2 separate regions of the Homo sapiens genome follow, and region 2 is linked to region 1. Evidence: chromatin loops called from intact Hi-C (ENCODE). Cell type or tissue: CD14-positive monocyte. All regions are shown on one strand. Each heading gives the region's core, and the rest is flanking DNA. Links, peaks and the distances in the headings are about the cores only.

Region 1 (2,905 bases), core at 85-2,584:
TACACTGTTGTAGTCAAAATCACAATATAAGTACATGAGAAGCATGCATGGATAGGAAAGGCATGAGTGGGGGTTGCGGGCGGTGACAGGGAAGAACCCGGTGTGCTTTATCATCTCCCCAGTGGGAAGGGTGCTCAACCATGAGACAGCAAGAAGGACTGCACCAACACAGAATCCGTCGCTGCACCGCTGGTTAGCTAAAAGGATCCAAAGCAGTTGCCTCCTGGGAAAGGAATAACAGCAGGTGGGCCGAACAGGGTTGCTCTGAGTTACGGGGGTGTGTGATTTGTAACAAGCCTTCTAAACCTATTTTGTTTTTTAAATCAGGTGTAAGTACAGCTTTGATTTTAAAAGAAAACAAAAGTTAAACTGTTGCTCCATGAACTCTTAGTTGGGTAACCACCAGCAAGGGGATCTTTATGATACTGATTATAGACGTCTAGGAAGGAATGTTCCTTAGTTTTTAGTTTTTTGTGTTTTGGTGGGGGAGAACTTTTAAGTTCAGGGGTACAAGCACAGGTTTGCTATATAGGGAAATTTGTGTCATGGGAGTTCCATCTCCGAGGGGTGGTGGCGGAGCTCCCTAGGCGGCTGTGGACAGCGGGCGCCCCCCGGGACGCGCAGGGCCACGCGCTCGAGGCCCCTCCGTGCGCCCCGCAGGCTACGTGCCCCTGGACAACTCCAGCTGCCCGGTTCATCCTTTTCAGCACGCTGCCTGAGATCAAACGGACCAGAGATGAATGCCTAAAACACAGAGTGGCTGATTGGGCAGATATGTCTTAAGTTTCCAAATTAATAAATATATCGTTGTAGGCTAAAGTTTCCAAATAATAACAATACTAACAATAGTAAGCTAATAGAAAGGAATGGCTCAACAGGGTAACGCCGGCCCACTGGCGTCCAGAAACAGTTGAAAGGCGTTTGTCCCACAACGTTTGGTAAGCGAACGCTGCACCGCGCACTCGCTGGTTCTGGGCTCCCAGGTGACCGCTGTTTCCGTTCCCACCAATCCCGTCCCGCTGCGCCTCGCCTGTGTCCGCTGCGAGTGGGATTCGCCATTCCCAGACTCCAGGTAGCCAGGAACGCGCCGCGCGGGCCGCGTCCCCATCCCCTCGGGCCCGCGCATCCTTGGGAAACGGCCTCGGGAGCGCGCTGTGGGGGGTGCAGGGTGGAGTCCCTTCCCCTCCCCCTTCCGAGGACGCAAGGGCGCGGGGGCCCTGATCCGCCGCCAGGTGGCGCTACGGGCCCAGCCACCGCGCTCCAGGGCCGCGTGGGCTCCGCTCCTGTGACCGACGTGCGGGGGCGCTGCGGGGCGCCGGCTGGTGTCGCGGGCCGGGGACACAGGCTGGGGGCGCTGCAGGTGGGGCGGGCTGGGGGCGCTGCGGGGGGCGCTGCGGGGGGCGCTGCGAGGAGGCGGGCTGGGGGCACTGCGGAGGGGGCGCTGCGGAGGGGGCACTGCGGGAACCCGGGCAGGGGGCGCGGGCTGGGGTGCGGGCGGGAACGCGGGCTGTGGGCGCTTCGGAGGGGGCGCTTCGGAAGGGGCGCTGCGGGGACGCGGGCTGGGGCCGCTGCGGAGGGGCCGCTGCGCAGGGGGCGCGGGCGCCCGAGCCTCCTCTGTGGGCTCCGTCGGCGGCAGCTGACGGTGGAGTCTGGGCCTGCGAAGGTGACCTGATCCTTTGCTCTTTCAAGAGAAGCCAGAAAGCTAGATTTTTGTTTGAAATGTTGGCAATTGATGTACTTTAAATGTTAAGGGAAGTTCCTTTTCTGAGAGGGGTCGGACGGCTGTCACCGGACGCGGGGTCGTCCTGACTGTGCGGGAAGCCGGCGGCGGGTGACACTACAATGCTGAGGCCGCCCAGAGCCAGAGGCCTTGAAGCTGTCGGGACCCAGGAACTCCCCAGGACGGGGTCCCCAGACGTAGGGCGCGCCCCGGCACCAGGGCCTGGCACCTCTCCCTGCCAGCTCCACCCCTGTCACGGAACCCCATGCCCGCCACGACTGACTTCCTAATGTTCTTCATGGCTGAAACACTTAATTGTAAAACCTTGTTCTCGTGCAAAATTTTAACCATACACAGAAGTAGAAAGAATCACAAACTGGCCGGGCGTGGTGGCTCATGCCTGTAATTCAGCACTTTGGAAGGCGGAGGCGGGCGGTTTACTTGAGGTGGAAAGTTCGAGACCAGCCAACATGGTGAAACCCTGTCTCTACTAAAAATACAAAAATTAGCTGGGCGTGGTGGCACGGTCCTGCAATCACAGCTACTGGGGAGGCAGAGGCAGGAGAATCCTTGAACCCAGGAGGCGGAGGTTGCCGTGAGCCGAGATCGCGTCACTGCACTCCAGCCTGGGCCACAGAGAGAGACTCCATCTCAAAAAAAGAAAAGAAAATACACAAACCCCGTGTACCCATCACCTAGCTTCAGAGATTGATGTTCATAGCTAGGTGTCACCTATTAATCCCCACCCCCAGGACACTTAACCACACTGTACCCCACCCCTGTGGGGTTATTTTGGAGCAAATGTGAGAAATCATCTCTCTTTCTCCATAAATATTCCAGGGTGTGTCACTAACAGTTAAAGACTCTTTTTAATATAACAATGCCATTGCCACACTAATAATAAAATCATCACACCAAAAAGTATTTCCTGGATGCCATCAAATTTCAATGTTCAAATTTCTCCAACTGCTTCATAAAAGTGTAGTTAAGAGTTGTAACAGTTGATTTTTCCAATTCAGGTCCCAATAAGCCCCATGAATTGTATCTGGTTGGTTTGTTTTTTTTTTTTTTTTTTTTTGAGACGGAGTCTCGCTCTGTCGCCCAGGCCGTACTGCGGACTGCAGTGGCGCAATCTCGGCTCACTGCAAGCTCCGCTTCCCGGGTTCACGCCATTCTCCTGCCTCA
Region 2 (2,905 bases), core at 213-2,712, 110 kb after region 1:
GGCGAGGGAGACGCAGGCCAGGGGACAGAGGAGTGAAGGGAGCCCAGACAGAACCCACTGTCCAGGCAGTTCACAGTTCTCTGGCATGTGAGAGAAGATGAGTGAGGAGGAAAAGTCTGAAGAGGAATTGGGTAGGTCCTCAATGCTATGCTAGATTTGGCTTGGCCCTAAGGGCTCATTTTCCATTAACAATCTACATTATTAGAGTCTCCTGGGGGCACTAAGGAATGATGCCCACTCCTGTGCCCAACTCCAGATGGAAGAAATCCGAGTATCTGGGGAATAATGGCTTTATATAGACTGAAGTTTGAAAATCTTGGCTACGAGTCATGAGCCGCCAGGAAAGTTTCCAAAGGGAGCCCTGGATGCTGCGCGTCAGCTCCTGACACAGGATAGCCTTTGCGGCCGGAGAGTGGTCCAGGAGCCCGAGCATCACCTGGGAGCATGTGAGGAATGCAGAGTCTCAGGACCATCCCAGACCTCCCACCTTTTATGAAGATTCCTCGGTGGTTCCTCTGCTCATTAATATTTGAGACGTATTGGTCTAAGCAATGGATTAAGAAAGACCAAGCCGGAGGCAATGGGAATGGAAAGGAGGGAGGGAGTTTAGAAGGATTTCAAAGGTAGGGTCCCTGGCAGTGGTGGTCAGTGGGATGTGGGTGATAAGTGGGGCAACAAAGGTATCGGGGTTTCCATCTTGGGAGCTGGGGTGGGAGGGAGCATCATTCATTAGCTGAGACAAGGACAATGGGGGCTCTAGGGTGGGGATAAGGATGATTTTTAGCTGGAGGCATAAGGCAATAATATAAGCTCCCAGTTACTGGGCTCCTATGAAGCGGGATAAGCTACCTGAGGTTCTGAGATAAATGACCTCATCAACCCTCACCGAAATCCTATGAGCAATGTCCTGTTGTTACTGAAGATGAAAGGTTGCATTAGAGAGGACAGTGGAACATTCCTGGGGAGACTGTCTGTAGGAGTTGCATCTGGGGTCTGGGGCCTTGTCAGAAGGGGAGGTGGGCTGCAAGTGCAGCGTGTGGGGGAGGCACTCCTTGTGGGGGTTATTGGGGAGGAAGGCCAGGGTCAAGGTGGCGAGCTGCAGGAAGTCACTGCACTAGGGCCCGAGGAAGGGAGCTCGGCAGGAGACTGGGAAAAGGTGGCTGGGCTCGGGGGAGGGCAGAAGGCAGGTCGAGGTACACACCCAGGGTAGGAAAGGGATTTTCCTGATCCCCGTCCACTTCCCAACATCCCTGCCTCCTCTTTTGGAGTGGTCCCCTCTCTCTCCTCACCCTTTACTTGACCCCACCAGATTTTGAGGTTGAGCGACCTGAGATGGAGTCCTTCCTGGCATCACACTGTCTGGCCCTGTGTAAGGTGATTTGGGTTTTGGACGTCTCAACCAGCCCAGGAGACCCCAGAGTGTAGGGGCTGTCTTGTGTCCCCGTTTCCCAGTCCCTGACTTTCTCTCCGGCACCTCAATAATTGGAGCTTTCAGGGCATTTGAGGGCAAGGGGCCATCCCTGGGCCAGTGCCTCTGAGCAGGAGTTGCCCAGCTGACCCCTCTGGCCCTACCAAACCCGAAAGTGCCCTTTCCAGCTGGCCCAGGATGTCCAGCAGTGGACTGACCCACACTGCCCCCTGCAGCTCCAAGAGGGTAGTGTTTTCTCTCTGCAGCCCGAACCCATCACCTACCTGGTCAAAACCTGCAGCTGTTTGGCTTTCAACTAAGAAACAGATGAGGGTTCTTCTCAAGGAAGCAGGAGACAATGATTTGGGAGCCATACTCAGGTTTCAAAGCCACCGCACTTAAAGAGAGCCCCTGGAATGGGTCCCATGTAATTTCTCATCCAAACCAGGACTTCTTGGAGAGCAAAGGAGGGGGCTAAAATGATTCAAAATATATGCTTCTCTAAAACATTTATTGACCAATGATTTGATTTTATTAAGCTGGGAGGCTATTAAGTAGTTCTATTCACAAAATATTTTTAAAAATTAAACAATCTTTCTGAAAACAAAATAACATATTTTGTGTGTGTGTGTGTGTATATATATACATATATATGTTTTTAAGAAAACTTTTTTTGGATGCCCAGGCCGACAGATCGCTTTGAGCTCAGGAGTTTGAGACCAGCCTGGGCAATATGGCAAAACCCTGTCTCTACAAAAAATACAAAAAATTAGCTGGGCGCGGTGATGGGTGCCTGTGGTCCCAGCTACTTGCTGGACTGAGGTGGGAGGATCACTTGAGCTTGGGAAGCGGAGGTTGCAATAGCCGAGATCATGCCACTGCACTCCAGCCTGGACAACAGAGCCAGACCTTGTGTCAACAACAACAACAACAAATAAAAATAAAAGAAAAAAACCTTTTTGTATTGATTATCTGAAAATAAAATGAGAACGTAAAATAATACTTATTCTCAGCACACATTCACAGGCTCTGATCAATTTCTTAGCCTTATCTGTTCCTAATATGTTTCATTCAATATATTTTTCAATGTTCTTATTCATGTTTTAATTTTTAAAATAAAATTGCCTGCATTTTTTTAGATTAGCATTTTGTGAGCTCTCATCATTTAATTCACTTTATTGCTTCCTTGTTTTTGTAGAAATAAGTTTTAGTGTCTTCCTGTTCATAACCTCATTTGTTTGTTTGAGGCAGAGTCTCACTCTGTTGCCAGACTGGCTCACTGCAGTTTCAACCTCCTGGGCTCAAGGGATCCTCCCATCTCAGCCTCCCAAGTAGCTGGGACTACAGGGATGCACCACCATGACTGGCAAAATTTAAGACTTTTTTTCGTAAAGATGGGGGGGGTCTCACTATGTTGCCCAGGCTAGTCTCAAACTCCTAGACTCAAGCAATCCTCCCGCCCTGACCTCCCAAAGTGCTGGGATTACAGGTGTGAGC

What was found. Hi-C counts contacts between places; a loop is a spot of excess contacts. Peaks named below come from ENCODE experiments on the same cell type or tissue, not always from the same donor. Only the 100,000 strongest peaks of a DNase experiment are listed, where the experiment ranks them.
Region 2: a loop joins it to region 1, with 4 times the contacts of the local background. A loop is called at or near these places in 12 of 110 quality-filtered maps.

What each region holds. Positions count from the first base shown.
Region 1 is chr10:128,148,492-128,151,396 of GRCh38, reverse strand. No RefSeq gene overlaps it. Among named protein-coding and RNA genes, the nearest start is that of MKI67, 24 kb to the right of the region's middle. RefSeq lists a silencer at 958-1,397. In CD14-positive monocyte, for the core only: CTCF peaks have their summits at 989 and 1,188 (motif pointing right); a DNase peak (open chromatin) is centred at 1,236; H3K4me3 peaks cover 1,099 bases; H3K27me3 peaks cover 650 bases.
Region 2 is chr10:128,034,422-128,037,326 of GRCh38, reverse strand. All of the region lies in intron 2 of PTPRE (protein tyrosine phosphatase receptor type E), which reads right to left. Among named protein-coding and RNA genes, the nearest start is that of AS-PTPRE, 27 kb to the left of the region's middle. In CD14-positive monocyte, for the core only: CTCF peaks have their summits at 1,452 and 1,661 (motif pointing left); a DNase peak (open chromatin) is centred at 1,616.